Regions from separate parts of the Homo sapiens genome. Here region 1 is linked to region 2. A link is a contact called in ENCODE Hi-C or POLR2A ChIA-PET data. All regions are on one chromosome and are shown on one strand. Each heading gives the region's core, a stretch centred on a gene start or an enhancer-like site at or near the end of the contact. The rest is flanking DNA. Distances are from core to core; before and after follow the strand shown. Region 1 holds the start of SRGAP3 (SLIT-ROBO Rho GTPase activating protein 3). Region 2 holds the start of SRGAP3-AS2 (SRGAP3 antisense RNA 2).

Evidence for each region. A loop is a pair of places that touch in the nucleus more often than their neighbours do. ChIA-PET counts read pairs that join two places held with the same protein, here RNA polymerase II (POLR2A). Pooled maps may share reads with other maps.
Region 1: a loop to region 2 is called in a map of PC-3, with 4 times the contacts of the local background. The contact joins the promoter of SRGAP3 here to the promoter of SRGAP3-AS2 in region 2. A Hi-C loop is called at or near these places in 9 of 168 maps with a recorded cell type or tissue (CD4-positive, alpha-beta memory T cell, PC-3, Right ventricle myocardium inferior and 5 more) and 15 of 50 pooled maps. POLR2A ChIA-PET finds 5 or more read pairs at or near these places in 4 of 52 experiments (A673, GM12878 and WTC11).

The regions. Positions count from the first base shown.
Region 1 is chr3:9,247,879-9,252,441 of GRCh38, forward strand. It overlaps SRGAP3 (SLIT-ROBO Rho GTPase activating protein 3), which reads right to left and starts at 1,768. Exons shown (of 22, transcript NM_014850.4): 1 at 1,007-1,768. The coding sequence starts at 1,073. SRGAP3-AS4 (SRGAP3 antisense RNA 4) reads left to right here and starts at 1,878. Exons shown (of 3, transcript NR_146969.1): 1 at 1,878-1,943. RefSeq lists an enhancer at 1,547-1,786.
Region 2 is chr3:9,190,479-9,195,082 of GRCh38, forward strand. SRGAP3-AS2 (SRGAP3 antisense RNA 2) reads left to right here and starts at 2,015. Exons shown (of 2, transcript NR_121664.1): 1 at 2,015-2,517; 2 at 3,248-3,975. The region is part of intron 1 of SRGAP3 (SLIT-ROBO Rho GTPase activating protein 3); the gene reads right to left.

The sequences.
Region 1 (4,563 bases), core at 518-3,017, 57 kb after region 2:
TGGATGGAGCTTTTAGATTTTCCTTGCCAAAGCTGAGCCTAGAACGTGTAGGGGTGGGAGAAGCCCCAGTCTGGCCTGAATGAGGATGCGGCAAGCCCGCATTTAGCCATGCAATTGTGTTCCCTTTCCTATTTCGCCTGGCTAGCGTGGATTTAGGGAGCGGCTTCTGAAAGAAGTATACACCCGGTGGCACAGAAGGTGCAACCAGCAGCCAGAGGTCATCTCGCCCTCCCGGCAGGCTTCTCCTGGAACCCCGGAAGCCAGGCAGCGCTGACCAGCCCAAACGGCATGCCGAGGTGTTGGCTTTGAATGAAAGCTGATGAACCTAAACGCCAGGGCACAGAGTGATTGGGCTGCACACTGCGAGATAATACATTTTCTGCACCAAGCTCCCTTTTTATGCCCAAATGCCTGCATTAGTCTGGATCAATATGCCCCATAACAGTTAATCCATGGCAACCCAGGCCAGCCCAGAGACACCGACAAAGAAGTGCCGCCCAGGGATGCTGCCTCGCTGTGCACATGCATGTGAATTCCGGCCCAGAGAAAGAGGCGGAGGCAAAACCACCACCACCAACAGAAACCAAAAAGGGGGAGGAAAAAAAGAGCAGATGGTAAAAAAATACCCCAATATTAAAGGGCTTTTACCATGGCAGGGAAGGGGTGGAGGTAGTGACTATCAAAATGGCCTTAGAGTGACATGTCACCGCCAAGATGATGGGGTATCAGCGACACTCCTAAAGTCAGGCATAGGATCCTCCTCACACACCTGCAATGCAGAGACTGCTGCCCATTCCATAATCCACACTCCCAGCCCCAGCGCTATCTGCAGTTGAAACCAGTCCGGACTTGTGCGGCTGCCACTGTTACTCCTCACAAAAAGATTATTGATGCATAACATTTCATAATGGCAGAGAGGAAAACGGGGGGCAGCGGGGGATGGGAACCAGAACAAGAGAAAAACGAAAGGGGAGGAGAAGGAAAACTCTCCCAGCCCGCATCTCACCTTTTATTTGGGCTTCATATTCAGCAATGATCTCTTTGTCTTTCTTGAACTTAGTTTGAGATGACATCTTCTGACGTGGCCAAAGGAACTGACAGGCTGTTTGATTTATTTCTCCTTTTCTTTTCGAGTCCTCTCTCAAGCCCTGGTAATCACACAGCTCTGGTCGATTTCACAGGTTTAGGGACTAATCTCTTTCACTTGGCTGCAGAGCAGGGAGAAAAATCCTTCTCCTTCTGGAAGGAAAAATCTCTTTACTTGCCGAGAAATGGCTCTAGTAGCTTGCCCTGGTCAGCTCCTCTTGCAAAAGAAGAATCACCCTAGGAGCACAGTAACCTGCCCCAGATTTTCAAAGATTTTTCTTCCAAAAATAATAATAATAGTAATAACCAAGCGCACTCACACACACATGCACACGTACACACACTCACGCATGCACAGGCACACTCACCGGGACACGCACACAGTTGTGCTGTGCACACAGGCATACACACACACACCCTCACACGCACACACACTCGCTGGATCACTCACACACACACATCCACGAGAGGCGCGGCGCCTCTTTGGTCGTGCAGCCAGCCCCTGGCTTGCTTTTGAAGGCTCTGCTAAGTCGATGGTCAGGTTGCCAAAGGGCCGGTCATCTCGCATCCTCCCTCCCTTCGGTGCCTCTGGTCTGATGTCCAGTGAGGATCAAAGCCAGGAGAGCGAGATGGAAGTTTTCCTGCTGCAACGCTTAAGCTCCGGTGAACACAAGGCTGGACTGCTCGCCCTGCAGGGCTGGCTGAGCTCTCCCCCACTGCTCACGTCACTAGACTCCGCCTCCCGGATTTTATAACAACTGACACATTGTAGCCTACAGGAGAGCAGAACTCACTGCAAGCAAAAAGGGGAAGAAACGCTCACAAAAGGGAAGGCAGCAGGAAAAGTAATCGGGTTGGTAAGTCTTGAGAGGCTTCTGCAAACTCCAAACATTAGCACTTGGGTTAGGGATTTTTCTTCCAAAAACTTAAGATCCTCCCTTTTTTTGCACTGTGCAATTTAATTCAGTTTCTGGAATCAACAGCTATATGATGGTTTGTCACTCTACTGGGATAGTCTAGCAGAGGGCCTGACCCATGTAGGGAAAAGCATCAATATTTGTTGAGCAGTTACTTGGTGGCAGAGACGATGCGAGGAGTTAAAGGCATGCAGCTTAGCAAAGCCACGCAGAGCAGGCACACTGGAGGCAGAACAGCTGGGTGGGTCATTGGCTTGTGGGGCTCTGGGCAAATTCATAAGTCAGACTGAGCCTCAGTTTCCTAGATAGTAAAATCAGCTCTCTTTGGAGGCTATGTTATTCATTCTTTCAACAGATATTTACTGAATGCTTACTATAGGTCTAGCACCGTTCTGGGTACAGGGATACAGCAATGATCAGAACTGGCACACACAAAAATCCCTGACCTTCTGAAGCTCCCGGGGCTCCACATCACACAACTCCAGCAGTTTCCACCATTCATGCTAATATTCTTAGTAAAAAGCACCCCTGGAGTAGAAAGCATTGTGAATGGTGCCCCCTGGAGTTGTACGAGGCAAGAGGCCCTGGGAGAGGAAGACCAAAAATAAGCACAGTAAGTATATTATATAATATCATACAAAATGTAAAGTGCTATGGGAAAAAATATTGCAGGGTAAGGAACATCGGGAATGAGAGGAGCTCTTGAAAAGATCAAAGAAAAATGCAAAGCTAAGCTTAGCACAGTCTCTGGTGCATAGCAAGCACTCAATAAACAGTAGCAACTGTTATTACCCTTTTATATCCCCCAACAACCTAACAACATAGGTATAAGCACCACTCTTTCACAGACAAAGGAGCAGAGGCTCAGATATGGGAAGTGACTTACCCAAGGTCACCAGCCTTCCAACCCAGGCTCAAAGTCTCCTGCATTCTACAAGGGAGACCAAACCCATTTCATGTGGAATTAAGGTAGAATAAGATTCATTCTGTAAAAACTGAGTCAAGCACTAAAGAGTCGCTGATCACTGGAATTTCATATGCTAAGATTGTCACTAATGTGTATTGGCCCCTGACTGTCCCCTGAGATAAATGTTCCCAAATTTCTCAAAATAGGTATAGTCTTCCATTTGCCTTTTTCTGAGTCTATAATAAATGATTCTGTTTGGACTCAGAAATGAATAGGTTATCCATGCTAGTCCATCAAGGCTTCCTAGAGGACATGGCAGCTGCAGTGGGCGTCCCCAGGCAAGTATGGCAAAGGGAGTGAGGCGGGGCAGGATGTTCTCCTGGAGCACACAGCATGAGCTGGGGCCCACAGGTGGCAAAGCACAAGACCTGCTTGGAGCAACGACAGGGAGAAGTCCAACTGGTGAATCATGGGGCTTATTATAGCCTTGTACCCGGAGGCAGGAGGTCACCAGTTCAGAAATAGATGCCACTGGCCCGCAGCCCTTGCCATCACCCCACTGCCTCACGCCTCCCCTGGACATGTTCAGGCCCTTTGCTGTCCTCTTCTAACTAGTTCAAACCCACAAAAGCCCCACGTTACCTGAGAAAGATGGGCACAGAGATTAACATCCCTGCTGCAAGTCTAGATTCTTCAAGAAAAATGAAAGTTAAAACCATACACCTTGGAGTACGACAGACTGGATCCTCTCCTGGCTCTGCCACGAGCCTTGAGCTCATGAGAACTTGAGCAAGTGGCTCAACCTGCTTGTGTGCCCACTGGTGGCAGGAACTCAGTAAATGTCAGCTATTTTCACCATTATTAAAATTTTAAATCCACAAATAGTTCTAGGAGACCTATGTGTAGGGTGCTGAGCCATGGAAATGTCACAAAAATGTCACAAAAAGCCATACAAAACCAAGGCCAAAGATGGTATAGCGCTCTGAGCTGACACCTGGCAGAGGCTGGGTTTTGGAGTAAGTCAGATGGTGGTTTACCTTCTGGCTCTGCTGTGCACCAGCTGTGTGTGGGGCTCATGGAGGAATACACCTTCTCTGAGTCTTGGTTTCCTCATCTGTCATAGGGTAGTGATCCACCCATGGCACAGGATCCAACACGATCATGGATTTAAAGTGCCTGGCATAGAGCAGAAGTCTCACAGACATAATTTCTTTTTTAGAGCTGTGGAAATGTGTTCTTCAACGTTGGAGGTGGGATCTGGTGGGCAGTGTTTGGATCATGGGGATGGATCCCTCAGGAATGGCTTGGTGTCCACCCCACGGTAATGGGTTCACAAGAGATCTGGTTGATGAAGAGTCTGGGACCTCGCTCCTCTTCCTTGCTTCCTCACTCACCATGTGATATGCCTGCACCTTCCACCATGATTGGAAGCTTCCTGAGGCCTCATCAGAAGCCAAGCAGATGCTGGTGTTATGCTGGTATAGCCTGCAGAACCATGAGCCAAATAAAACTTTTTTTTTTCTCAAGATGGGGGTCTCACCATGTTGGGCAGGCTGGTCTCAAGCAATTCTCCCACCTCAGCCTCCCGAAGTACTGGGATTGCAGAGTGAGCCACCACACCCAACCAAATAAAACTTTTTTCTTTAATTACCC
Region 2 (4,604 bases), core at 765-3,264:
GAAAATGTAGTATAACGGAATATCACTGGCTGGCTCCAATCCTCGGGGCTTGCTGTTTCAGAAGAGAAAGAGGCGCCCATCGATGTATTTATAGGCTTAAAGCTGGCATGCACTGAAGCTACCTGGGGTTACTCAACAACTGTTTTAGGGCACATTTCCTCCATCTTTTTGTTTCATTAGGTTTTAGTCGGTCAGCTATCTGGGGCCTGAATTAGGATTTCACACACATCCAGAGCCAAATGACAAAACAAACAAAAGAAGCCCTGTGACTAAAACAGAACTTGGGGTCAGCAGCTCAGTAAGGGTGGCCCCCTGGAAACAACTCCTGTGTAGGATCAAAGGAAAGTCAAGTGGTATGTCACATCCCAGGGCTGGGGACCCTTAGGGGAGGGGAGCCCCACTGCCTTGAGCTCAGCCAGTCACCCCTTTGTTCCACGACCTTGGCCTGCAAAGTTCTTCCCTCCCATCCCTGAGCAAAATCCTAAAGTTCCTTCAAGTTCTGGCCCAAGTGTCGACTTCTTTGGGAAGTCTTCCCTTACTCCATCCCTACCCCACCTCTTCTTCCTACAGAAAAAAAAAGAAGTTTCTCGTCCCCCTCCTCCACACTCTGTCCTCAGTTCCCAGCCCATCCCACAAGTCTCTGGAGACTGGGAGAGCATAGGTGTGGAGTCGCCCTCATTCACCACTTTAGAGAGACTGGAACAACATCAGCAGCCCTGTGGAGGCAAGCCCAGGCCCAGGCACTATGGTCTCCCGGATTATAATGATTCACACACGGAAAACATTGGAGAGAAAAAGCTGAAAAGGAATATGCTGCCCAAATTTCTCTACCATGAGCAAGTATTGCTTTTATCATTGGAAAAACATAAAATAAACATTTTAATGGACTGCACATTTCTCACGCTAAAGGAGCTAATGGTGTTTCCTATTGTGTGGAAAACAGACCTGAACCCATCCACAGGATGCTGAAGAATCCACAAATTACGGCACGCATTGACAGTGCCTATGTACATGGGAAGGAGGAAACTCAGCCTGCCTGGGGCATCAGGGAAGGCTCCACACAGGACAGGATGAGTGAGAGCTCTCCAGTTAGACTAGGGAAGATGAGGCAGAAGGGAATTCAAGGCAGAAGGAACAGTATGGTCAAAGGCAGAGTCATGAATGTGCAAGCTAAATAATATGGCTGGAATGTGGGAGATATGGGAGATGATATCATTTGGATGGGTGTCCCCGTTCAAATCTCACATTGAACGATAATCCACAGTGTTGGAGGTGAGCCCTGGTAAGAGGTGACTGGATCATGGGGGCAGATTTCTCATGAATGATTAGCACCATCCCCCTTGGTACTGTTTTCACCACAGTGAGTTCTTGTGAGTTCTGGTTATTTAAAAGTGTGTAGCATCTCCCCCCTCACTTTCTCTCACTCCTGTTTTTGCCATGTGATATGCCTACTCCCCTTTCAGGTTCCACCATGATCGTAAGTTTCCTGAGGCCTCCCCAGAAGATGTTGGCACCTCATTTCCTGTAAAGCCTGCAGAACCATGAGCGAATTAAATCTCTTTTCTTTATAAATCACCCAGTCTCAGGTATTCCTTTATAGCAATGCAAGAATGGCCTAATACTGGAGAGAATCGTGGATGTGAGGTATGCAATAAAAGGTTAACTCCACTAGCTTGGGGTCCTCAAACTCTGCACCTTCCAAAGAAAGAACTGGCCCTTGACCAGCCCCCGGGAAATAACCTCTGAGCCCTTGGAATATCGTGCCTGATGGAATAGAGTATCTTTGTATCGCTGGGGCTTTGGGCCACCCCACATAGTTTATGCTAACAGTGTAATTCATGATAAAGGCCTGTTTTTGTTTACCTGGAGTCCCAGCCCATGCTGTATCGGTTTGATTCCAGGCATGCAGGGGTTGCATAGAGACTGAGTAGCCAAGGTCAGTCACGTGGGTGACTCATACCTCCGTGACTGACTCCCTTCTCCTAACAAAAACCCTGGACACCAAGGGGCAGTTGGGTTTCCCTGCTATGTTTTGTCACACATCATTGCTGGGAGAGTTCAGTGCTATCCAAGTGACTCCCCCGGGAGAGGACAACTGGAAATTTATGCCTGGTGTCTTCCTGGACTCCGACCTATGCACCTTTTTCCTTGGATGATTTTAACCTGTCTCCTTTTGCTGCAATGAACCATAACCATGAGTATATCAGCTTTTCTAATTTTTGTGAGTCCCTCAAGTGAATTATCAAACCTAAGGTAGTTTTGGGACCCCCATCACAGAGAGTCAAACAGGGGCAGGGCAAGAAGAGCTGCTTTTCCTGGAAGGCTAATGAGTCTGAACTTCGCCCTGGAGGTAATCGTTATAGTAACTCCAGGCTCTAACCTGGAGCTGACATGATAAGGTCAAATGTACACCTCTAGAAGACTTCCGACTGCAGAGGGGAATGGATGGGGGAGCTGAGGGAGGAGAGCTGAAGCAGGAAGACCATGGCCTGGAAAGAGATGGCTGAACCAGTCCAGGTAAGAGCTGGTGGGCCCTTGGTAGTGGGCAGTGGCCACGGCAAAGGACTAAACTCAAGAGACAGAAAATAGATACAACAAGACTTGCCAGCCAATTAGACTGTGGGGTGAGGGAGACAAGTCAAGGACGACTCCCAGATTTCTGGCCTGGGCAATTGGAGGGATGATGAAGTCAGTCACTGAAGTGAGAAATCCTGAGTGGGGAAGCTGATGTTCAGGGGCTTGAGGGAGGTTCTGACCCCCAAGCCCAGCCTGGTACTTTCACTGTGTTCATTTCTACAATTCAGGAACCATCCGATTGCTCTTTTTTCTCTCCTTGAAGCCATCCCCTTAGCCCTCTGCCCACAGTGATCACTAACTGATTGCTCCTCCTTAAAAGCCACCGAAAAGTGTGCTTGGCTGATCTCCCTGACCTCAATTTCTCTGCTGGCAGAATCACAAGAAAGGCATCAGCACCTTCTGTGAAATGGGGAGCCATGCAGAGGAGGTGCCCAGGTGGGTGGCAGGGGCCTAAATAAACCACAGCTATGCGAGGAGGTTTCAAACACCAAGTGCTGGCGGGAGATGGGGATCCTGGGCCAGACCCTGGGGAGGTGGGACTAAGATCCCTGTGACACTGGGTTGGAGTTGGGGGCAGGGTTGAAGGAAATCATGAGAAACAAAGGCTCTGGGGGCTGCACAGAACGTCTCCCCTTGGCCTGGGGCTAAGCTGCACTTTATGCATTTCCAGGTGGCGAGGAGTCCATGTCAGCTGCCGTCATCCACACCACAGATCAGACATGGCAAAGAGTGGCCAGGCCTTCTGAGTGAAGGTGATCCAACCTGTCACCAAGCCTAAGGGCAAATCCTGGCTGTGCTGTGATGGCTCCAACAACCCCAAACAGCAGCGCAGAGGCTGCAGCCGCCCTCGGAGGCAACACTGGGAAACGCTCATTAGCAGCCTTCCATTGCTCACCCGCCCCATCCCACCTCTGTGCATCCCAGATCATCAGCGAAGTGCACAGCTGGCTTCCATCCTCGGAGCCTTCCTCCTTCATTTGCCTATTCAACAGTTACAAAGGCCTGAGTTGCAAAGGGGCTTACAACCCATTCCACCCAGAAGAAAGAGAACTGAGACTGAGCAAGACAGAGAATAGGTGGAAGGGGAGATGAAACCAAGCAATCTCTAGATCCCAAATGGGGACCCTGATGTAGCAAGAGCCTCTTTTAAATCCTTTTCCAATAGGGTAATATGGAAAATAGTTGAAAGCACAAGCCAAGTGGGGCTGGAATCCCAAATGGGCCATTTACTAGCTGTGTGACTGGACAAGTAATTTCATATTTCTGGGCCTCGATTTTTCTCATCTGTAAAATAGAAAAAAAAAAACCTATGTCATAACGTTGATAAACAGATTAGATGAGCTAAGATCTAAAATGTCTTCTATTCAGTAGGTGCTCAATAAATGTTATCTATTTTTACGATTGAGTCTCTAAGTCTGGAGATTAAGGAGGAAAGTTTCACATGCTGGGTTCTGCAGGTAATACAGTGAGACATGGTTTCTGTACTCATGCTCCTAACTTAGGTGGCAACAGCTGAGAGGATAGTCTGAGGCTGTGCAGGGCTGAAAGCCTCCTGAGAGGTCATCTGATCCCCTATTTTCATGGGTGAGAAAACAGAGATGTAAAACAACCTTCTCCCAAAGTCAACAGCAAGATAGTGCCAAAGTCAACACTAGAACCCAGGGCTCCAGGCTTCTATTGTTCTTTCCCCTCCAATAAAAACCTAATGACAGGATGCCACAAGTCAGGACGTGAATAAAATTTCAAATAACTTGCCATAGAGAACACTGTGCCCTGTCCAGATCCCTGTTCCCAGGCCATGTACCATCCCTTGGCTGCTTTGGGTGGTGGCTACCAGTGGCTCACAGCTGCCCTGTCCTCTGGAGAATTGCCACCCCCACCGTCCCCACACCCAGCTGATGAGGGAGATTATACCCAGTGCTGTGTTGGCAAATGTTTAGCAGCCACTTTCTGGTGGGGTAGGAGGAGCCCTGGCTTGAGTATTTGCCACTTTCCCTGGTGTAAATATTCCCACCATGGCCGACTCC